Linked DNA regions of Homo sapiens: region 1 is linked to region 2. A link is an interaction called in ENCODE POLR2A ChIA-PET data of the cell type or tissue named here. Cell type or tissue: OCI-LY7. All regions are shown on one strand. Links, peaks and the distances in the headings refer to the core of each region. The heading gives the core; the rest is flanking DNA.

What was found. Peaks named below come from ENCODE experiments on the same cell type or tissue, not always from the same donor. Only the 100,000 strongest peaks of a DNase experiment are listed, where the experiment ranks them.
Region 1: POLR2A ChIA-PET joins it to region 2 with 8 read pairs; 3 of 35 experiments call an interaction of 5 or more read pairs at or near these places.

The regions. Positions count from the first base shown.
Region 1 is chr15:93,004,087-93,016,574 of GRCh38, forward strand. CHD2 (chromodomain helicase DNA binding protein 2) reads left to right here. Exons shown (of 39, transcript NM_001271.4): 34 at 531-665; 35 at 5,059-5,237; 36 at 8,259-8,358; 37 at 10,610-10,823. Among named protein-coding and RNA genes, the nearest start is that of RGMA, 79 kb to the right of the region's middle. In OCI-LY7, for the core only: no CTCF peak of the experiment used is centred there; no DNase peak of the experiment used is centred there.
Region 2 is chr15:92,843,699-92,856,186 of GRCh38, forward strand. No RefSeq gene overlaps it. Among named protein-coding and RNA genes, the nearest start is that of CHASERR, 33 kb to the right of the region's middle. RefSeq lists enhancers at 1,416-1,515, 5,874-5,963 and a silencer at 3,107-3,307. In OCI-LY7, for the core only: no CTCF peak of the experiment used is centred there; DNase peaks (open chromatin) are centred at 5,823 and 6,585; H3K4me3 peaks cover 85 bases; H3K27ac peaks cover 1,913 bases.

The DNA of each region.
Region 1 (12,488 bases), core at 946-8,945, 160 kb after region 2:
GCACTCCGGCCAGGATGACAGAGCGAGAATCTGTCTCAAAAAAAAAAAAAAAAAAAGTACCTGAAGTCATTTTATATATTCTTCTGCAACCTTTCCTTCAATGTAATTGAGATTTGTATAGAGTTCATTTACAATAATGTAGTTAATACAGATTCCTAAACCAAAGGGTATGCTGTTAATAAAGGTTGCTACATGATACTCTAGAGAGTTCTGCCAATTTACAAGCTTAACCTCTTGATGACATTTCTGTGCATTTTATGGATAAAGGAGTAAGAAGCCCAAAAATAGCACTGATGAAATTGAAGTTATAATTGGGTACATTTAGAGATGGAAATGGGAATAATGTGTGAGTAAGCTGCTAATCAGACAGGTTTGTCTTCATGATGTTTCAGGATTTTATTTTACTTTTTAAAAAATAAACTGAGACCATCATATTTACCCATTTTAATAACACAACATAGGTAAGAAACCTAAATCGCACGGTAGGATTGCACAAATGACAATGACTCCTTGTAACTCTTTTTTAAAAGCCTAAAAGTGGTGATGCCAAATCTTCGAGTAAATCAAAGCGATCTCAGGGTCCTGTCCATATTACAGCAGGAAGTGAACCTGTCCCCATTGGAGAGGATGAGGATGATGATCTGGACCAGGAGACATTCAGCATAGTAAGTCTTGAAATCGGGGGGTGCCAGTGTCTGCAGCCGCGGTACTTGCTGTGGCTCTGCCTTTTATAGGTCCAGCCAGAGCTTCAGTTGAGCTAAGCAATAGTACATTACTTGGGAAACACATTGCTTACAGTATCGGAAGACCATGTGCTCTTCAGCAGGCTGGCAGGAAGAGATTTTCTTGTCTTTTATTGAGGGGAAGTTTAAGGAGTGGATTTCATGTCTTGTGCTCCTAGTTAAGAGAGGCTCTCAGGGCCCTTAGAGGCATTTGGGAAAGAGAAGTGTTCACTGAGCAAGTATTTATTGAATGTTTTCTGTGTTCCAGCCCCCAGAGTTACCATGTTGAATAGATAACCATTTCTATCATCGTAAACTGTACATTGGAGTAGGGGAGTTAGATAACTACACAAATCATGTTGGTGCCCCTGTGACAGGGCTCTGGAGGAGAGAGAGTGCATACTGTGGAGATCCTGTGAGAAGGGAATTTGACCTAGTCAGGGGTTGCCAGGAGGGCTTGTGTAAGGAAGTGATGTTTGAGTTGGGTTCTGAAGGAAGAATAAAAGGTAACAGGAGAAGAGGGGAGGGCAAGGCGATGGGGAGCGAGTGCATGGACCAGGTCTTGCACGGGATTGGATACAGGCCAGTGTGTCCTCAAGGTCCCTTTGCCCCTGGCTGGAGCTGCAGGTATAGATTTCACTGTGCCACCATCCCTTCCCCACCTCTCTGTGGTCTCTTCTCCCCATACTTCCACAAATCCATTAATCAAACGGCTCATTCAGGCTGAAAGAAAAAGCGGTTTTCTTTCAAATTTGAAAATACTTCCATCCTGTGGCAGCAAAGGACCCTGTTGACCCTGTCCTGTAACCTCTCTCTGACTTCTTTCTCTGAGTTCTCTAAAACCTATACACGTATGTATATAGATATTGTTTTCTTTGCACTTAACTCTGTTTTCTTAAGTCTCTTTTTTGCCTGTGAGCTCTCTGAGGACAAGTATTGTTTTATATAAAGGTCATTTAGATGCTAGAAGTATATCAATAAATGAGTAAATTGAATAAATGAATAAACTAATTACATAGCCAGCTAACCAATCTGTTTCCTAGTCTTTCTTTTCCGAGTGTTTATAAGAGAAAATGATATCTAATGTTCTATGGTACCATGATATTTAAAAAATGCTCTTACAAATGACTCATTTAATCTTGTTTTTATATTATGAAATCTTTAAAAGATGCAGAGAAATTTCAGGGATATAATAGTCATTGATAAATATACCATGAAGTTTTGTCAAATCTGAATTTTTTTAAGACTCAAAATATAAAGCTGAATCCCTTGGTGTTCCTCCCTCTCAACCTATGCTTTTTCTGTCTCTCTCTCTCTTTTTTTTTTTTTTTTTTTTGAGGCAGAGTCTTGCTCTGTTGCCCAGGCTGGATTGCAGTGGCTCAATCTCGGCTCAGTGCAGCCTCTGCCTCTCCGGTTCAAGCAGTTCTCCTGCCTCAGCCTCCTGAGTAGCTGGGATTACAGATGCGCACCACCACACCCGGCTAACTTTTGTATTTTTAGTAGATATGAGGTTTCACCATGTTGGTCAGGCTGGTCTAGAACTCCTGACCTCATGATCTGCCCACCTCAGCCTCCTAAAATGCTGGGATTACAGGCGTGAGCCACCGCACCCGGCCTTTTCTCTCTCTCTTACCTCCCAGACGTAACCATGATTCTGAATTCGATGTTTATACTTAACGTGTGGTTCTAGAGTTTTACTGCTTAAGTCTGTAAAGATGATAATAGCTCACATTAATAGCCAGTTACTGTTTATGTGCTTTATATATATTTTTTCCACAACACTCCTGTGAGGTACGTTAGTGTTTCCATTTTACATATTTAAAAATAAGGTGAAGAGAGTTAAGTGATTTGCCCTGTGTCACACAGCTAAGACATAGAACACAGTTTTGACCCAGGCAGTTCGGCATGAGAGGTTGGGTCCATAACCATTGTCCTACGTAGCCTCCCACATATAAACAACATAGAGGATTGATTTCCATGTCTTAAAACTGTAATTGGCACTTGTGTATCCTGTAACTTGCTTTTCCTCTCACAGCAGTCACATTTGTTGAGATTTATCTATATTAATAATTGTGGCTGTCATTTAAGTTTCATGTTATTCTACAATTTATTCTTCCACAGTTTAATTTTTTCCCGTATTGGTGGACATCAGGATTTTTCCAAATGTTTGCTACTACAAATAGGCTACAGTGAAATTGTTGCCCATATTTTCTTGCACTACACAAGTGAGAACTTCTCTAGGGTGTATGGCTTGAGCAAAAATGGTGGGTCATTCATTAGGTGTACACATCTGCCACTTTATTAGATACTCGAGTTCCTCTTGAAAGCAGTTGTAGAGATTGCATGAATTATAGCAATGAATTCAAGTTCTGATTGCTGACCAGCCTTAGAAACAGTTGTTAATTTCTGACTCAGTTAACAGTTGTTAATTTTTGCTAATCTGAGGACTATGAAATACTGACTGAAGGTCGTTGGACATTTATTTTCATATTTTAGTGGTCATTCATGTTCCTTGTGAATTGCCTATTCAGTTATTCAAAATTGACATATTTGGAATAATTTATCTTTCTTACCTTTTCTGTAGGAATTCTTTTTACATTCTTAATACTAATCTTTTATTTTTTATAGTCATTACAGGTGTCTTTTAGTTTTTGGTATATTTTTTATTTTATGTCCTTTTTAAAAATTGAAGTATAACACAGAAAAATCCACAAATAATAAGTATGTAGCTGTGGAAATGACCACAAAGTGATGGGGAATTTGTAGAGTTTTCATTATTTGAAAATTTCATGACCATGTGTCTTACTTAGTTCATTGTGCCAGATACTCAGTGGCTGACAACCATGTCCCTACACCATTCTGTGAAATTTTCTTGAATTATATGGTGGTAATTTTCTCTAAGTTCCCAGTTTTACCTTTATGGAATTTCTTGTGTTTGGATATCGAATTCTGGATATTGGTCCCTAATTTTACTTTTTAAGTTGTTCATTTCTGCTTTTTACTCTACTTTCTGGGAGATTGCTTCAACTTTGTTTCACATTATTTCTTTCCAAGATCTTTTTCCTCCACCGCTCTCGAATATCTTTATACTTCTCTTTGCTTTCCATTGTTCACGTTACACACTTTGCTTCGGTGGCTTTGCTGACCCTCAGTTGTCAGCTCATGTTTAAGAGTGGAGGACGAAACATGTGATTGGAAGTTTGAGCATGTGGGTGGTGGGGCTTGATCTCCTTTGAAAGTTTTCATTATAGGATGATGTAGCAGAAACTTCTGACAGATAGTCAGGATCATTTGGTGTTTCCTCTGGGGCGGTCACATTTTGTGAAGAATGCCCCAGTTTCCTGACTCTCCAGAGCGTGAAGGCCTGGCTCCATCCACTCTGGAATGTGAGAGGCAGAGACCTGGGTGTGGGTCATCCTGTGTGACTGTGCTCATGTGCTCAGGTAATCCTGTTTTCAGTGTGGTGGGCTCAGCCCTCATCTGTGCCTGTGCAGTCCCGCTCAGAGGTCCTTTTATCCTTTTCTGGAGAATAAGTCTTTATATTTGCTGCTGGTTGGAGTTAGAGATCTGGGTATCTTATGAATCTGGATATGTGTTACTTCTTAAGCAGTTTTTAAACCGCTCCCCATTTTAGCCCTCATCCTTCCTTCTGAAGACACCTCGCCGTTGGGGGAATTTTGCCGTGTAAGTCAGGTTAGTTCTAGGCTGTCTTCCCTCCTGGCTTCGAATTTCATTTTCTCAGGTCTGTTTTGTCATTTCCCGTGCTGCCAATATTTTGTTGCCATTATCCTCTCTCTTGTTTTCTCTTGTCTTTGTGGGCTTGTCTCTTTTAAGGACAGTCCCTTTACCATTGTTTTAGTGGGATTGGGGAGGCAGAGAAAAGATGCTTGTGTTCTGTTTACCATCTTATCTGGAAGCCTTTCTCTTGCTTTCTTTCAAGCCTGAAGGATTTGCAAATATTATATCCCGTATTTTTAGACAGTTTCTGGTGGGAGAATTTCAGATTAGGTCTGTAATACTGCTGCTCATTAGATCTTCAAAATGGGCTTGTGAGGCATGCCATGCCTCTCTTGCAGATGAGGAAGCAGTATTTAGAGAGGTTAAGTAAGGCGTGAAGGGTTATCACATAACTCTAAGCGATGGTGCTGGCACTGCACTTCAGGGTTTTCTGACTTGAATACTTACACTTACTCCACTGCACTAGCTTTACCCACTCTTCCTCTAGCAATTATATGGCATAGGGGTGGGCTGTGTTTTCATCGAGAGCACAGTAAGCAAAGGACAAGACTTACTTTCTGCAGATTGTTTATGTCTTTACTCTGTTGTCCTGTTGCAGTGTAAGGAGAGGATGAGGCCCGTGAAAAAGGCACTGAAACAGCTCGACAAACCTGACAAGGGGCTCAACGTGCAAGAACAGCTGGAACACACCCGGAACTGCCTGCTGAAAATCGGAGACCGGATAGCCGAGTGCCTTAAAGCCTACTCAGATCAGGAGCACATCAAACTCTGGAGGAGGTAACCACTTTGGCCTCGTCTGCCCAGTTTGATTTGACTGAGTGTGGGAGTGGATTCTGTTTTCTTTTAATAAAAGGTGGCATAGCCACCTAAGAAATCTTTCTCCCAGCACAACTCATCTATTGGCAATATACCTGCAGGCTTTAACTCCCTTTCCATGAAATAGGCCATTCCACTGAGACCAGCCTTTTGAAGGGGTAGGACGATGTCATTAATTTATTTTATGAGAGAAAGATAGTGTTACTGGATTTGCTGGTCTATTCTCAGAAATAAATTTTCTTTAAGCCTACAAGGGGCAAAAATCATCTGGTCTTAACTACTTTACCCATCTCAGGTTGATATCCAGATATTCAGATATTACTGTATCTAATACAACTAATTGGTTGGTTCTGTACCAACACATGGTGACACAAAGATTAAAACCGCAAGAACTATGAGTTCTCTATTCTCATATGCTTTTTTAGTAATTAAAGTAGTAATTTGGATTAAGTTAATCTAGAACTTCAGTGTTTAAGGCATCATGGTTTATAAATGTTCCTTTATATAGCCACTGAAACTTTTTTAAAAGATTTCAATAGTTTTAGGGAAACAGGTGGTGTTTGGTGACATGGATAAGCTCTTTAGTGGTGATTTCCGAGATTTTGGTGCACCCATCACCCGAGCAGTGCACACTGCACCCAGTGTGTCATCTTCTATCCCTCAGCCCCCTTCCCCCCAGAGTCCGTTATATCATTTTTATGCCTTTGCATCCAATGTTTGGTTTTCCATTCCTGAGTTATTTCACTTAGAATAATGGTCTCCAATTCCATTGAGGTTGCTGCAAATGCCATTATTTTATTCCTTTTTATGGCTGAGTAGTATTCCATGGTATGTATGTACCACATTTTCTTTATATACTTGTTGGTTGATGGGCATTTAGGCTGGTTCCATGTTTTTGCAATTGCAGATTATGCTGCTATAAACATGTAAGTGCAAGTGCCTTTTTCATATAATGACTTCTTTTCCCCTGGGTGGATACCCAGTAGTGGGATTGCTGGATATATATCCACTGTCCACTTTGGATATTTTAAGAAAACATGACTGGAAATTTTTTTTTTTTTTTTTTTTTAAATGAGACAGAGTCTGACTCTTTCACTCTATCGCCCAGGCTGAAGTGCAGTGGCACAATCTTGGCACTGCAACCTCCACCTCCCTGGTTCAAGAGATTCTCCTGCTTCAGCCTCCTAAGTAGCTGGGATTACAGGTGCCTGCCATCACGCCTGGCTAATTTTTGTATTTTTAGTAGAGATGGGGTTTCATCATGTTGACCAGGCTGGTCTCGAGCTCCTGACCTTAGGTGATCCGCCCGCCTTGACCTCCCGAAATGCTGGGATTACAGGCATGAGCCACTGCGCCCAGCCATGGCTGGAAATTCTAAAAGGCAATTGTAACATTAAATCTCTTTCCATTAATCACAGTTACTTCGTTTTTATTTTATTTTAGACTCAGAGGGTACATGTGCTTGTTTGTACATAACCACAGTTACTTTGAACTTGTATATAGTTCATGGATAATGTGATTATCTTTGTATAATATGTCCAATCTCAGAGGACTGGTTTTTGAGTGAAAAGTGGATTTAAGAAAACTTCTGCATGATGGTGTCCACAGCATGCTTCACACCTATAAAGAAAAGATTTAATTTTCAAAATGGTACTTTTTTTTCCGCTTAACACTGTTACCAACTTCTTTCTTTACCTAGCGGCATCTGGCCTTTTTTTTTTTTCTTCTTTTTAAATTTAACACTGATTAGAAGATAGCAAAAGGTCATCCCAGTGAACAGACCCATTTTTAAATGTGCCAGGCACTGTGATCTTGGCTAGCAGTAGTTTATAAGGTCCTCGCCCTTTACAAGTCAAAAAAGTAGTACAAGGTAAGCCCTCGGAGAAACTGTTCGTCATGAGGCAGCAAATGCAAGCCCAGATAGAGTGGAAGTGTTGAGAAGGAAGTGCGTGAAGAGTAGTCAGGAAGGAAGGTCTTCTGAGAGGCAGGCAGGTGCACTTGAACTGAGCATACATGAGCTGAGTCGAATTGCTGAGATGAACAGAGTTCTCAGGCTTCAGCAAAGGCTTGAAAGTGGGACAGGGAGGGGACTGGGTGGTGTTCAGGATTTAAAGACAGTTTGCTAAAAAGACTGAAGCTCTTTATAGGAGGCTTTAGACAGGAAGGTAAATGGCTCTTCACCTGATGCAGCAGGCTTACTAGTTAGGGAGCCTGTACAGGTGGTCCTGTCAGCAGCAAGCCATGGTGAAACTACCTGTTAGGAAGTTTGAGAAGATATGAGACTCCTTTATCTGGCTCACTCTGACTACCTGTGCTTACTCTTTCTAAACACCTGTCTCATCATATCATTCCCCTGTTGCGCAGTAACACCATGCTAGGGTGAACATAATGGAATTGGAGGGAAAAAGCCACTGAGAGTTTTAAGGAAGAAATGAAAGGTTGTGGTGGCGACAACTGGGAGGAAGGAGGGGCAGCAACACAGAGATGACCAACTGAATGGAGGCCACAACCTGGGAGATGGTGGTGCTGATGGATTTGTGGTAGAGTCCAGAAAGTGAAGGAAAACTTAAAAGGACTGGAGTCTGGGGTGTCATTGATAGAAATTTGGAGGAGTTCTAGGTATTGATAGAGCCTTAGTCTCTAAATCCCTCTGTCAGACTCTTTTGGCAGAACCATGTAAAGGTGTACGGTAAGTCCTCACATAACGTTGTTTCCTTCAGCTTTGTTTCATTATAACATTGATGAGAAAAAAAATTGATTTTGTTTCCCTTAAAGTTGCAATTTCCAAGAACCTATCGACAACATTAAGTTAGGACTTACTGTATTATTAATGCAAATACCTGAAATAATATTTCTGTAGCTTAATTTCTATGCTTAGGGAGTATACCACAGCAAAATTTAATAGCTTGCCATCCATGAAGATCATAAAAAATTGCTTTTCTAATTCTATAATTCACCAGAACTGTTCATTTTTCTTTTTAGGAACCTATGGATTTTTGTTTCCAAGTTTACAGAATTTGATGCTCGAAAACTGCATAAGTTATACAAGATGGCTCATAAGAAAAGGTCTCAAGAAGAAGAGGTAAAGTACAAATTCAGTCCTAATTCATACAAACAAATACCAATTCCACAGAAAAATCTCTTAATTTTTGTTTTTCCATGGGGAGATGATCACAGAATCATGGGTTATTGCTGGTGCTAATAGTCAAACAATAAGACCAGATGGGTGAAATAGCCAATGTATTGGAGCCTAACATGGTTGAAATTCTGACAAAGAGTGTTTACCCTGTGTTTTTAGGTCCTAAAATCATTTGTTCACCAGGTTTTTTCTTCCATTTGCATTTTTCTTCTGTACATGTCAGTAGCTTATAAATGTGGCTCCTAGGAAGTAATAGGGTGGTGGGCAGAAAATACTTTTTCTCTTCTTTTCTGGACCATCTATTTGGTGTCCTTCCAGCTTTTGTATGGAAGGGGTCCTGCTACTCACTTGTGAGAGGTGCTCAGAAGTTGCCTCTCCTTTGGAATAGGGGGATGGGTGCAGAAGTGACATGGAGGAGGCTGCAGAGGCAGTGCTCCTTGTGTGGGTGTGCCCATTTGCAGATCTGCTGACTTGCCACATGGGCTGTACCCAAGTTGGACATTGAGTTCAATCTGTGAGCATTAAATACCACCTCCACTAATGCGTCAGCTCCATGAAGACAGAGATTTTATGTCTCTCATCTACTGCTGTGTTCTCAGCACATAGAATGGAATAGAATGGTGCTGGGGACAGGGAAGCACTCAGGAGTATTTGTTATGCTGTGCCCAGTGCTGTGTTGGCCTGTGAAGCAGCACCCTCAAGTAGTTGATGATTTAATTTTACATGGAAGAATATGTTATAGCAGTAACATACAGGAATCATATACTAATAAGCATTATAAAAAGTCTATAAATGGATAGTCCGGAAAGGCCCCAGGAGGGAATGAAATAGTTAGGAAAGGCCCTTTAGAAGGGAGTGAAAATTAGGAAGAGGGTCTGAAGTTGGACACATAATCATGAAAGACTTCATTCATTTAGGGATCAGAATGAATAACAAAACAGTATAAGCTGAATAACAAAAACAGTGGTATCCTACTAGTGGGAGTATACATTGTCACAACCTTTCTGGAGGAGAATTCAGCAAGATTTATTAAAAGACTAAAGCATGCAGTTTTGCTTCCAGGAATTTAGTTTTGAGAAGGAGATAGAGATTTAAACATGTTTATAATGGAAATGGCTTGGAAGCCCAACAGTAAGAAATACATTCAATGTGGCTAGGCGCGGTGGCTCGTGCCTGTAATCCCAGCACTTTGGGAGGCTGAGGCGGGTGGATCACTTGAGGCCGAGAGTTCGAGACCAGCCTGGCCAACGTGATGAAGCCTCATCTCTACATAAACTACAAATATTAGCTGGGTGTGGTGGCACATGCCTGTAGCCCCAGCCCCTCAGGAGGCTGAAGTGGGAGGATCGCATGAGACCAGGAGGTGGAGGTAGCAGTGAGCTGAGATGGCATCACTGAATGCCTGCGACAGAGTGAGACTCTGTCTCAAAAAAAAAAAAAAAAAAAAAAAAAAAATACAGAAAACAAAAACATTCAGTAGTTCATGATATATCCATATTGGGGAGTATTAATCAGTTATTAAACATAATATTGTAGAAATAAGTATTTACATGGAAAGATTTTCACAATACATGAAGTGAAAAATGAATACCAAATATTTTTGTTTAAAATATAACTACAAAAAAAAGCTTAGAAAAATACGTGCCAAATTATTAACAGTAATTCCCTTGCTGGTTAGGATTTGGGTCACTTTATTTTTTTTATTGTGTGATTTTTTTTATATCAAACATTTGACTTGTGTGATAAGGAGTAATGTTACTCCAACATTCAGATATTTAGCTTGATGACTTGGGCATAGGAGTTAGTTCCCACTGGACAGTCGAGGGTTGTTTGTTGTGGTTAGCCTTGGAAAGTTGGTAGTCTTGGTTTTACATGGTCCAGGATGATCCTCTGAGAGTGCCGCCAGCCTGGGCGCCTACACCATACCCTGTACAGTGACATCTAGCAGTCTATGCATGTGTTCTTGCAGGTACTTAGCAGTAATGGTCAAACTCAGCATAAATTCCACTGAGTTCCCCCAGCAAATAGCCTAACAGTGGAATTTATGAGCCTTTTTTTTGTTAGGAGGTAGTAAACGCCAGTTCAGAAGTTTAAGAAGGACAAGAAGGAGCTGTTTAGAGGTGATAGCCTTTATTCTTCTCTGGGGAATTAAGCCTGGGATCTTGAGCTTCTTTGGTTTCCTTTTACTCTTTAGGAGCAAAAGAAGAAAGACGACGTGACTGGGGGTAAGAAACCATTTCGTCCAGAGGCCTCAGGCTCCAGCCGGGACTCTCTGATATCTCAGTCCCATACCTCACACAACCTTCACCCTCAGAAGCCTCATTTGCCTGCCTCCCATGGCCCACAGATGCATGGACACCCAAGAGATAACTACAATCACCCCAACAAGAGACACTTCAGTAATGCAGGTAGGTCATTAAGTGGAGTTTTTAAAAGAGGTGCCAAAAGATAAAAAATTCACACAGCCGTTTCATTTTCCAAAGACACTGGCTAGACTTCTGTGCTTTATTATCTTCTAACACTTTATTGTCCTCTCTTTTCTTAATGAGAGAAAGCATGAAATAAAGATCCCCCAATTTTTTTTTTTGTTTGTTTGAGACTGAGTCTTGCTCTGTCACCCAGGCTGGAGTGCAGTGGCACAATCTCGGCTCACTGCAACCTCCACCTCCTGGGTTCAGGCGATTCTCGTCCCTCAGCCTCCCGAGTAGCTGGGATTACAGATGTGCACCACCACGCTGAGCTAATTTTTAAATTTTTAGTAGAGACAGGGTTTTGCCATGTTGGCCAGGCTGGTCTCAAACTCCCGGCGCCATGTGATCTGCCCACCTCAGCCTCCCAAAATGTTGGGATTACAGGTGTGAACCACTGCGTCTGGCCCCCAGGACTATTATTTCAACTTCCGATTAAGAAGAACCCAGCTAACATGAACAAACGAAAAAGACTGAGGGAGAAGTTTACATTCTGTATGACAGTGAAATGGTTAAAACTGCTAATCTTGAAAGAGCTCTTGTAAATTGAGAACAAAACAATAACTGAATAGAAAAATGGGCAATCAACAGAGTGAAGAGACAGTTTATGTAAGGGGAGAAAATATTACCAACCGTACATCTGATAAGGGGATAATATCCAAACTGTGTAAGGAACTCAGCTCCTTATGTAGCAGGAAGGCAAATGCTCGATTAAAAAGTGGGTAAAGGACCTGAATAGACATTTCTCAAAAGAAGACATACAGATTGCCAACAGGTATATGAAAAAATGCTCAGCATGACTGATCATCAGGGAAATGCAAATTAAAAGCACGATGAGATATCACTTCACACTTGTTAGGATGGCTAGTACCAAAAAGTCAAAAGATAAGGGTTGCCAAGGATGTGGAGGAAAGGGAACCCAGCGCATTGTTGCTGGGAATGTAAGTTAGTGCAGCCATTATGGAAAACAATGCAGAGATGCCTCAAAAAAATCACAAACAGAACTACCATATGATGCAGCAGTCCCTTTACCAGGTATATATTCAACGAAAATGAAATCAGTTATGTTGAAGAAATGCCTGCACTTACATATTCATTGCAGCATTATTTACGATAGCCAAGATACGTAATCATCCTAAGTGCCCATCAGCAGGTGAGTGGATAAAGAAAATGTGTATATACACAATCGAATAGTATTCAGCTTTAAAAAGAAGGAAATCCTGTCGTTCGCAACAACATGGTTGAATCTGGAGGGCATTTATGTTAAGTGAAATAAGTGAGGCACAGAAAGAGAAAAACTGCATATTCTCACTTACGTATGGAATCTGAAAAAGTCAAACTCATAGAAGCAGGGAGTAGAACAGTAGTTACCAGGGTCGGAGGGCAGGGGAGAATTGGGAAGATATTAACAACGGAGATAAAATTTCAGTTAGATATGAGGAATAAGTTGAGAAATCTGTTGTACAGCATGGTGACTGTAGTTAATAACAATGTATTATATAAGTGAGGTAGTGCATATGTTAATTAGGCTGATTGAGCCATTCCATAATGTATATGTATTTTAAAACATTGCATTGTAATCAATAAATACATACAATTTTTAAT
Region 2 (12,488 bases), core at 1,978-9,977:
ATTCAAAAAAAAGGAAGAAAAAAGAAAAAATTTACACTATAGGGAGTTGCTGATATTTTTAATCAAATGATATTTCAAAGCAAATGAATCCCGTCCCCATGGAAAAATTGTCTTCCATGAAACTGGTCCCTGGTGCCAAAAAGACTGGGGACTGAAATGAGAATTTTATCTTTCTTCTTTTTCCTTTCCCTTCCTACCTTTTTTTTCCCTCCCGCTTCTCCTCTTTGTCCTTCTTACCAAGGCCCTTTGAAGCCACAGGAACCCAGCACACTCTATGCCTTCCCTCAACAACAAGCCACATCCCGCCCCCGCCCCCCATCTCATCAGCTGTCTTTTCCAGTCTCCTGTCTTAGGCGGGCAATTGGCAATGGGTGGTGTGTCAGCTTGTCAGCGGGTACACTGGAATCTATATACGTACCTATGCTCCTGTTACCAGCACCTCAACTTTGATTCTCTAGTTTAATAATATTTTCAATTTCTCATCGGCTAGCCTCACTTTTTTTTTTTTTTTTTTTTTTGAGATGGAGTCTCAATCTGTTGTCCAGGCTGGAGTGCAGTGGCGCGATCTCGGCTCACTGCAAGCTCCGCCTCCCGGGTTCACACCATTCTCCTGCCTCAGCCTCCAGAGTAGCTGGGACTACAGGCGCCTGCCACCACGCCTGGCTAATTTTTTTGTATTTTTTTTTTAGTAGAGACGGGGTTTCACCGTGTTAGCCAGGATGGTCTTGATCTCCTGACCTCGTGATCCGCCTGCTTCGGCCTCCCAAAGTGCTGGGATTACAGGCGTGAGCCACCAGGCCTGGCCTTTTTTTTTTTTTTTCCAGAATGGAGTCTTGCTCTGTCGCCCAGGCTGGAGTCCAGTGGTGCAATCTTGGCTCACTGCAAACTCCGCCTCCCGGGTTCAAGTGATTCTCCTGCCTCAGCCTCCCAAACTCCACCTCCCGGGTTCAAGTGATTCTCCTGCCTCAGCCTCCCAAGTAGCTGGAATTACACGCATGCACCACCACACTGGACTAATTTTTGTATTTTTAATAGAGATAGGGTTTCACCATGTTGGCCAGGCTGGTGTCAAACTCCTGAATGAAAGTGATCCACCTGCCTCGGCCTCCCAAAGTGCTGGTATTACAGGAGCGAGCCACCGCGCCCAGCCTAGCCTCACTTCTTTCCAGCAAGTCTGTGGGATTCCTTTCATTAAGGAATTTCACAGCAAAGTCCCCTTCACCTGATTGGGACATCTTTGATTGCTCACTATGTTTTCACGGAACCTGGTCCTTTTCATTCCTTCATTCATAGACCTTATTTATACTTCTGCCTTCAATTCTTTGTTTTCATAACGCACCAGCCTTTCTCCAGTAGTACCTGGTACTTCACTGAACATCAAACTAATTCCTGTGAATTTCAACAACAAAAACAGACCCTTTCTTCAAATTTCCCTCATTCTTTCCTCAACCTCTCCCCTTACTCCTGCTTTGTACTTTGTATCTAACAGTGGCTGTACCTTTTGGAACAGTTCTGAACTGTTTTATGCTATGCAGTGCAGAGAATGCACTTTCTTATAGTCTGAAGTTGCTGGCAGAGCAAAAAGAAACAAGAAACAAAAGCAGCAATTCAGGAACTTCATTTAGTGAGATACACTTCCTCTTGGTAGTTTGCCAGCTAGTTTCTTTAGTGGGAAATGATATTTTGAAAGTAAATGACTACCAGTCAGAGGGGAGGGGTTGGTAAAGGGAATCAGTATATTAAACCAGATGCCTGTTTCAACTGATGTTGTCATTCATTATTAAACCATAGAAAAGAGATACATTCACTGGTAAATGCAACTTATTATTATTACAACTTTGTTGCCTGTTTTTCATGTAGAGGAGAATTAAAAAAAACTGTGTTTGATGATGAATTGCTGTAGATTACAAAAGCCTCATAAAGTACATTAAAACAAATCTAATCATTTACAAGTGCACAAAATAGATCACATATTAAAACTTTTGTTTTCTTGAGAATTAAAACCTTGAAGTTATCTGTATGTTTCCTTACTTTATATTAAGGGATCTATTTTTTTTTTTTAAACAGAGTCTCGCTCCGTCACCAGGCTGGAGTGCAGTGGCGTGATCTCAGCTCACTGCAACCTCCACCTCCTGGGTTCAAGCGATTCTCCTGCCTTAGCCTCCTGAGTAGCTGGGACTACAGGGGTGCACCACCACACCCAGCTAATTTTTGTATTTTTAGTAGAGATAGGGTTTCACCATGTTGGCCAGGATGGTCTCAATCTCTTGACCTCGTGATCAGCCTGCCTCGGACTTTCAAAGTGCTGGGATTACAGATGTGAGCCACCGCGCCCGGTAATTTTTTTCCTTTTAATGTACTCCTTATGTTGCCCAGGCTGGAGTGCAGTGGCTATTCACAGGTTGGGATCATAGCTCATTTCTGCCAAGAACTCCTGACCCCAAGAGATCCTCATGCCTCAGCCTCCAGAGTAGCTGGGACTACAGGCATGTACCACTGCATATGGCTATTAAGTGGTCTTTAAATCAGGTTTTTTGTTCCTTTTTTGAGATGGAGTCTTGCTCTGTCATTCAGGCTGGAGTGCAGTGGTACGATCTTGGCTCACTGCAACCTCTGTCTCCTGGGTTCAAGCCATTGTCCTGCCTCAGCCTCTTGAGTACCTGAGATTACAGGCGCCTGCCACCACGTCCAACTAATGTTTGTATTTTTAGTAGAGACGAGGTTTCACCATATTGGCCAGGCTGGTCTTGAACTCCTGACCTCAAGTGATTCACCCACTTTGGCCTCCCAAAATGCTGGGATTACAGGCGTGAGCCAAAGCGCACAGCCTAAGGTATCTTTAAATCAATTTAACTATTAAGGTTATGGGTGGATATATATGCATTAAAGGGGCATTTTGCATTTCTCTGAACTTTTTTTCAAATGTATTCCATCCATTTATATAACTTGTTTTTGAGAATTGTCTGGTAGAAATCTTTGCAGTTATCTATTGGGGTTTTTCTTACTGAACATTATGATCTCTTCAGATGTAAAAACTATTAATTCTGTTTCATATTAACAATAAATAGTTCCCCTGGTCTATTGCTTGTCCTTTGAGTTTTGATTTAATTAGCTTATTTTTGGCCCAGAAGATTTATTTTTTTTTCTTTTAAAACATAGCTCCAAACAGCCATTGAAAGATTTACATTTTTTTCTGTTCAGTTCTATCCACTGAGTCATCCATAATTCATTTCATTGCCTTTGAGGCTAGAATAACCTACTTATTGCATCTTTTCAAGAACTATGTAGAGATGGGAGGAAAGTCCACCTTATGTTTATAGCCTGTCAACAGGGGAATTTTCTAAGCATTTATTTGTAGAAGTAGGTTGAGAATTTATTCTATCCTTGGATCTGTCCTATGTCGACTTCAGAAGCATCTTAGACATCCTTCTTAGGATTTTGCCTTATTGATACAACTTCCAAGCAGATGCATACCATTTGGAGTTACCAAGTGCCATTCTCTTTCTCTCTCTACTACTCAGAGTAAAAAATTGCTAAAGATTTTTTTTCTAGCCTCTCAATTAATTCATTGCTAATCCCTTATTCAAACAACTGATCCTGTTCTTTTGACCACCGTTAAGAATGGATCTGGCTGGGTCAGGTGGCTCATGCCTGCAAATCCTAGCAGTTTGGGAGGCCCAGCTAGGAGGAAGACTTGAGCCCAGAAACTTGAGACCCTTTCTCTATGGAAAAAAAAAAAAGAGCGAATCTGACTGTTAGTCAGGGTTCTTTAGAGAAACAGAACCAATAAAATACACCCCCCACCAACACACATATATATATCTGTTTCATATATATTTAAAGCATTGCTTATGTCAATCAATCTACCTAGAGAAGGGAGGTTATCTTAAAAAATTGGTTCACATGATTGTGGGAGCAGGCAAGTTCAAAATGCACAGGGTGGGCCTGCATGTTGGAAACTGAGGCACAATTTCTGTGTTAGTCCTGAAGCAGAATTCTTCCTCTTCCAGGAAACCTCAGTTTTTGCTCTCAAGGCCTTCAACTGATTTGATGAGATATTATTGACTTTACTTAAAGTGAACTGACTGTGAATGTTAATTACATCTACAAAATACCTTCACAGTAACATCTAGACTAGTGTTTGATAAACTATTGGGCACCATAGCCTAGCCAAGTTGAGACATGAAACTAACCTTCACCTAATCATCTCACTGGATTTTCTTTCTCATATTACACATTCAAGAAGGCACCTAGTCTTCTTCTCTTTTAAAGGCCCCTCTCAGCCCATGCTCCCATGACCCTGAAAGCTTCTGCGTATGCCGTCTACTGGGTTTTGTTAAATACATTGTAAGATGCTGACAACATTCGTGGGCAGTCACTGCTGGAACATTTCTGTGGCTAGTTCATTGGCTACAGGAACGCGCTGCTCCAAAAGTTGGATTTCAGTTAATTTCATTCTAGGAATTAGAAATGCATTTTGTAGAGCTTTGACACTATGTTTATGGGAGCATTTCAGATCTAATAGGATCTAAGATAAGAGGAACTGCTGAATACGTACTTAAAAGCACCCATTGTCTGGAGGCATTATGGAGGCCTGAGCTAAAACATCATTTTTGCCCCTTTTTTTAATCTTCGGAGAACAAGGCAGGACCTTGGAAAAGGAGGGCTGGAGGCATTCATGGGCCAGGATGCCACTGAAGCAGAGGAAGAATACCATCAAGCTAGATATGAGAACCTGCAATGACAACTGCCCAGGTACTGGGAGGGTGGGCGGTGGAAGCCATGTGATCAGAGCAATGGGGATGGAACCACTTGGGTAACCACTGCCATGCTGGTAATAAAGTGCAGCTTACACGGAAGTGTGACAGTTGAGTGAAACAAAGCACTCTACTCCACTGGCATTGGTGGTAGCGGGAGGGGACACTCCTGCTTCCAGGTACTTTTCTGGGCAGAAGTAAAGTTGGACGTGCTTTCCTCTCAGCCTATTCAATAAGACAGGTCAGTTCTTGGGCTCCTAGACACCCACTGTTGTGGGAATGAGAGTAGTCACAATTACCTTTCCTACGTAACGCGTCATCTGAGGTCCACAGAGTGTAGGTCTTTCATTTGGACAATGCATTACAGTTATCTGCTAAGAAAAATGTATTCACAGATGTTTTGGGTTAAACCGTATCCCTGCCACCCTCCCCCTGAAATTCGTATGTTGAAATCCAAACTCCCAGTGACCTCAGAATGTGACCTTCTTTGGAAATATTTGGAAACTGCAAATGTGGTTAGTTAAGATGAGGTCATACTGGAGTAGGGTGGGCACCTACTCCGACATAACTGGGGTCCTTATCAAAAGTGGAAATTCAGACATAAACACTGCTCACAGAGATAATGCTTTGTAAAGAGGAAGGCGGAGATAGGGGTGACGCTTCTACAAATCAAGGAACACCAAAGATAGCAAACCACCAGAGGCAGCCAGGCACAGTTGCTCGGGCCTGTAATCCCAGCACTTTGGGAGGCCAAGGCAGGCAGATCACCTGAGCTCAGAAGTTCGAGACCAGGCTGGCCAACATGGTGATAACCCATCCCTACTAAAAATACAAAAATCAGCCCGGCGTGGTGGTGGGAGCCTGTAATCCCAGCTACTCCGGAGGCTGAGGCAGGAGACTAGCTTGAACCGGGGAGGTACAGGTTGCAGTGAGCTGAGATCGCACCACTGCACTCCAGTCTGGGTGACAGAGTGAGACTGTCTCAAAAAAAAAAAAAAAAAAACCACCAGAAGCTAGGGGAAGAGGCATGCAAACGACTCTTCCTCACAGCCTCAGAAGGAACCAACCCTGCCTACACCTTAGTCACAGACTTCTGATCTTCAGAACTTCAAGACAATACATTTCCCTTGTTAAACCACTGCCTGTGGTACACTGTTACAATTACCCTAGGAAACTAATATGACATGAAAGCGTGTCCGGAATTTGTTCCTTCCAGTGGGTTCTTGCTTACTTCAAGAATGAAGCCGTGGACCCTCGCGGTGTTACAGTACTTAAAGATGGTGTGTCCACGGCCGGGCGCGGTGGCTCATGCCTGTAATCCCAGCACTTTGGGAGGTCGAGGTGGGTGATCACAAGGTCAGAAGTTCGAGACCAGCCTGGCCAATATGGTGAAACCCTGTCTCTACTAAAAATACAAAAAAATTAGCCGGGCATGGTGGTACATGCCTGTAATTCCAGCTACTCAGGAGGCTGAAGCAGGAGAATTGCTTGAGTCCCAGAGGCAGAGGTTGCAGTGATCTGAGATCACGCCACTGCACCACAGCCTGGGTGACAGAGTGAGACTCCGCCTCAAAAAAAAAAAAAAAAATGGTGTGTCCGGAATTTGTTCCTTCAGATGTGTCCAGAATTTCTTCCTTCTGGTGAGTTCATGGTCTTCCTGACTTTAGGAGTGAAGCCGCAGACCTTCCCAATAAGTGTTAAGGCTCTTAGAGGTGGCACGTCTGGAGTTGTTAGTTCCTCCCGGTGGGTTCATGGTCTGGCTAACTTCAGGAGTGAAGCTGCAGACCTCCACAGTGAGTATCACAGCTCATAAAGGTAGTGCAGACCCAAACACTGAACAGTGTTAAGATTTACTGTGAAGAAGGAAAAAACCAACCTTCCACAGCCTGCACAGGCATCCAGGCCGATGCCGCTGTTGGCCCGTGTGGCCAGCTTTTATTCCCTTATTTGGCCCTGCCCACATCCTGCTGATTGGTCCATTTTACAGAGAGCTGATTGGTCCATTTTACAGAGTGCTGATTGGTGCATTTTTACAGAGTGCTGATTGGTGCATTTACAAATCTTTAGCTAGACACAGAGTGCTGATTGGTGTGTTTACAATCCTCTAGCTACATAGAAAAGTTCTCCAAGTCCTTCCTCCACCCAGGAAGTCCAGCTGGCTTCACCTCTCAGAAGCGTATATTAGCTTTTTTTTTCAAACTAAGGAAAAGGTTTTGGAAATTGATTCAACTTCTGATTTTTAAGTAATAATTTTTTTTTCGCTTTGCTAATGAATAAACAGAAGTTTTTATGTAGTTATCATGTAAAGAAACAACAGGTTCCTTAATGAGATGGTTTGAAGATGCATTTTTTTTTTTTTTTTTTTTTTTTTGAGATGGAGTCTGGCTCTGTCATCCAGGCTGGAGTGCAGTGGTGTGATCTTGGCTTACCGCAAACTCTGCCTCCCGGGTTCAAGCGATTCTCCCGCCTCAGCCTTCCCAGTAGCTGGGACTACAGGCGTGCGCCACCATGCCCGGCTAATTTTTGTATTTTTAGTAGAGAGGAGGTTTCACTATGTTGGCCAGGCTGGTCTCGAACTGCTGACCTCGTGATCCACCCACCTCAGCCTCCCAAAGTGCTGGGATGACAGGCGTGAGCCACCGTGCCTGGCCTGGAAGATGTCTTTTATCTTCCATTTGTCTGTATAACAAGTGAAGGTGATTATATTACCCTTAGAAAGATTGAGAATTGCTGATTTAGAATCACAATCTAGGACTACTCAGAAGTTTCAGAGGCCTTTGTAAAAGAAGCAGTAATCCAACATTCAAATTTCCCCCTAACTCATCCCTAGGCAAAACTACGTTTGTTTGGTCTTTATTTAATTAATTAATTAATTTATTTATTTATTTTTGAGACGGAGTTTCGCTCTTGTTGCCCAGGCTGGAGTACAATGGCGCGATCTCGGCTCACAGCAACCTCTGCCTCCCGTGTTCGAGCCATTCTCCTGCCTCAGCCTCCTGAGTAGCTGGGATTACAGGCATGCGCCACCACGCCCGGCTAATTTTGTATTTTTAGTAGAGATGGGATTTCTCCATGTTGGTGCAGCTGGTCTCAAACTCCGGATCTCAGGTGATCTGCCCGCCTTGGCATCCCAAAGTGTTGGGATTACAGGCGTGAGCCACGGCGCCCGGCCTGTTTGGTCTTTATTTTCATGAGCATTTTCTCTATAAAAGCTATTTTTAAAAGTTATAATTTCATTTGAATGAGCTGGAGAGGTTTGTTTTAATAAAGTTTTAAAGAAATATGCTGGAATTTAACAGATTGGAAGAATAATTGTCTTTCCAAATGTTTAGCCCCACCATCAGGAGTTGTCCAGAACCTTTTTCCTAGCTCTCTGGATAGAGAAACATTTTAAAAAATGTGCCACTTCACAGAATACAAAAGACAGCCAACTCAAAGGAAGAGTTTCATGGTGAAATCCAATCATGGAAGGATTAAAGTATCAGAGTAAAGATTGAAGCCCTGCTGGGTGCGGTGGTACATACCTTTAGTCTGGGCTACTTGAGGGCTGAGGCAGGGGGATCATTTGAGCCCAGCAGTTTGAATCCAGCGTGGGCAACACAGTGAGACCTATCTCTACTTTTTTTTTTTTTTTAAATGAAGTCCTGTTGTGTGGATTTTTTTTTTTTTTTTGCTTTTGAAACAGCCAATGGTCAATCATAAATAGTAAATCATAGGTATAAAAATGCTTTAACCAAAGGTAATTTGTTCTTTTCCTTTAAAAAAAAAAAAAACGGCTAGACGCGGTGGCTCATGCTTGTAAACCCAGCACTTTGGGAGGCCGAGGCGGGCGGATCATGAGGTCAGGAGATCGAGACCATCCTGGCTAACACGGTGAAGCCCCGTCTCTACTAAAAATACAAAAAATTAGCCGGGCGTGGTGGCGGGCGCCTGTAGTCCCAGCTACTCGGGAGGCTGAGGCAGGAGAATGGCATGGATCCGGGAGGTGGAGATTGCAATGAGCCAAGATCACACTACTGCACTCCAGCCTGGGTGACAGAGCAAGACTCCATCTCAAAAAAAATACAAAACAAAAAAAGCTTTATTATTATTATTATTATTTGTTTTTTTTGAGATGGAGTTTCGCTCTGTCCCCCAGGCTGGAGTGCAGTGGCGCAATCTCGGCTCACTGCAAGCTCTGCCTCCTGGGTTCACGCCATTCTCCTGCCTCAGCCTCCCGAGTAGCTGGGACTACAGGCGGCAGCCACCACACCTGGCTAATTTTTTTTGTATTTTTAGTAGAGGCGGGGTTTCACTGTGTTAGCCAGGTTGGTCTCTATCTCCTGACCTCATGATCCACCCGCCTCGGCCTCCCAAAGTGCTGGGATTACAGGCGTGAGCCACCGTGCCCGACCTATTATTATTATTTTTTTATCGACATGAGGTTTCGCCATGTTGCCCAGGCTGGTCTCAAATTCCTGGGCTCAAGTGATCTGCCTGCCTCGGCCTCCCAAATCACTGGGATTTCTAGCTTGAGCCACCAAGCCTGGGCACCAAAGGTAAGTTGAATCATTCAAAGCTACTTTGGAAATTTCCTATCCTGCTATCTTTTAAAATACAAGGAAGGAATTTTGGTGACTAGTTTGAAAGCTAGTTTGATACCAGAAACAGGAAGTCACTTCAGTTTGGATATTTATGATCTTAAAATAGAATAACATTACTGACAATCTTACAGAAAGGGGACGAGGAAAAATATTTGTAGAGCTTTTCAAAGCGGGTGTATACCTTTAGAAATTTTTTATTACCTAATTAGATAAACTACATACTGCTTTTAGTGAATTTTTTACAAAAAATTTCCATTTACAACAAATATTTTCTTTGCATAATAATTGCATTTCAAGCTCCCCGGGCAGCTCAGCCAACGGAGCCCCTGCCTCCCGTGGAGCTCCCGCAGCCCTCTTCTCTGGTCTATGTGCTCCACAGGAACAATCTCCATGTGCTCCGTTGAAGCAGTACCAGCAAGACACCGACAACTTGCCTTCCGGTTGTCTTATAAAAAGCCCCTCTTCCGCAGAGAGGAATCACTTCCACCCTGATTTTGTTTTGAATCAACCCTCTTGTCTTAACTCGGCTTCATCTCTCTCAAAGCTAAACTGCAGAAACATCACCTGGGTTCCACCATTCCACCTCTGTTCTTTGCTCTCTTTCCCTCTCCCTCCCATAATGATCACACCGCTGCACTCCACCTGGACAGCAGAGCAAGACTCTGTCTCAAAACAAAAACAAAAACAAAAACAAAAACAAAAAACCAAGCGGATACGCAGTGGCACAACAGTGTGAATGTACTTCATGCCACTGAAGTGTACACTTAAAAATGGTGAAGATGGTAAATTTTATGTTGTGTGTATTTTACCACAATTAGTGAAAAAAGCAGATACGGTTTCATACAAAGCAGTTGTGGCACATATGTCTTCTAGTGTCACAGATGGACCTTCCTCATATGTCTACGTCACCTTGGGGGGAAATGCTCTATTTGGTTTGCTTGATTTGACCCTCTGTGTTGATCCTGGGAAAATTATCTCCCTAGAGAGTCCAGTTGCCACTTGAAGAATGATCAGGAAGGCCAGTCACCATTTGTATATGCCTGGTTCATAGAATGCACTCATGCTCACAAAATAGCACTGCAAATGTCCAATTGTCCAGTTACACAGGAGAGCTAAATTCCCCCAAATTTAAGGCTTTGGAATGACCCTAGGTTCTTCCTAGTCATGAAAGTGTGGTCTCCTTCCAGAACCTAAGAGATCTACCTCCATCCTTAGCTCTGTTGCCCAGGCCGAAGTGCAGTAGCACAATCATGGCTCACTGCAGCCTCGAACTCCTGGGCTCAAGATCCTCCCACCTCAGCCTCCTGAGTAGCCGGAACTACAGACACAGGCCACCACGCCTGGCTACTTTCCTTATTTTTTGAGGAAATGTGGTCTCCCTATGTTGTCAAGGCTGGTCTTGAACTCCTGGGCTCAAGCAATATGCCTGCCTTAACCTCCCAAAATGCTGGGATTACAGGCATGAGCCACCGCACCCAGCCTTGGGCTGTTTTTGTTGTTGTTGTTGTTTTCAGCTTTATTGAGATATAACTGACAAATATATAATCTAAAGTGTACAACATGATGATTTGATAGACATACACATTGTGAAATGATTACCATGATCAAGTTAGTTAGCACATCCATTAACCCACGTCGTTCCTTTTTTTTTTTCTTCACTCTCCCAGGCTTAGGACATTAGTCCTCTTGATTCTTCATCAAGGGAAAGAGGGGCTGCTCAGCCACACACCAACACTTCTATTCTTCCTCCTCTGGTTTTTAAAAACCTACCCCTGCTCTTGGAAACCAAGACCCAACAGGACTTTCTCATCTCCAGACCTCTCTTCTGCTTCCTTTTTGGAGGCCATGGTTTTTTGTTTTTGTTGTTTGTTGTTATTGTTGTTTTGTTTTTGAGACAGAGTCTCACTCTGCCGCCAGGCTGGAGTACAGTGGCGCAATCTCTGCTCACTGCAACCTCCACCTCCTGGGTTCAAGCAATTCTCCTGCCTCAGCCTTTTGAGTAGCTGGGACTATTGGCATGCACCACCACACCCAGCTAATTTTTGTATTTTTAGTAGAGACATGGTTTCACCATGTTGGCCAGGATGCTCTTGATCTCCTGACCTCGTGATCTGCCCACCTCGGCCTCCGAAAGTAATGGGATTACAGGCATGAGCCACCGTGCCTGGCCAGCCACAGTATTTTTTGTTTTGTTTTGTTTTGTTTTGAGACAGAGTCTCGCTCTGTCGCCCAGGCTGGAGTGCAGTGGCGCGATCTCGGCTCACTGCAAGCTCCGCCTCCCGGGTTCACACAATTCTCCTGCCTCAGCCTCCCGAGTAGCTGGGACTACAGGCGCCCACCACCATGCCCAGCTAATTTTGTTTTTGTATTTTTAGTAGAGACGGGGTTTCACTGTGTTAGCCAGGATGGTCTCGATCTGCTGACCTCGTGATCCGCCCACCTCGGCCTCCCAAAGTGCTGGGATTACAGGTGTGAGCCACCGCGCCCGGCCCAGCCACAGTATTTTTATTCAGCCATGGAACCAGTTTGCAAGAACGGTTCCCATGGTCAGTACCTGTAACATTTACAACTAAAGATTTGAACAAACTGAACAGGGAGGTTGAGAAGAAAGAAGAGTTAAAGTGCTACTTAAAGGAACTTTCTTTCCTATGCTTTATTTTATATAATATTAATAGTTAGGTATAAAGTTAACTGTGCTAAAGCAATTCCTTTTCTCCTTATTATTTATGTGCATAAACAGACTACACTGGAGGCTCTTGGTGAAGAGGGGGTTAAAATTACAGCCCTGCTAAATTTCTATATAGCAGTAAAACTTAGCTGTAATTCCTACCTAACATTGCAGTTTTTCCTTCCAAACTGCAGGCCTCTTTCTTGTTTTCTTACTGAGCAACTTCCCTGCAGTCCTGCCTACCAAGGACACAGGAAAATACTAGCTCCTAGAATTCTGCCCTTCTTTTTCATAGTTTCAAACACTGTCTAACATAGCTGGCCGGTGCCATCAGCTTCAGCCTTAAATGTGATTAAATCACATATAATGTTTTCTGACCTTCAAGACCTGCAGCCTCAGGCTACAGGTTAGGTACTGATTTCCCTACTTTTATAGTTCTGTTAATTTTTAAATGCTGTGTACTGAGCTCAGTACGAAACA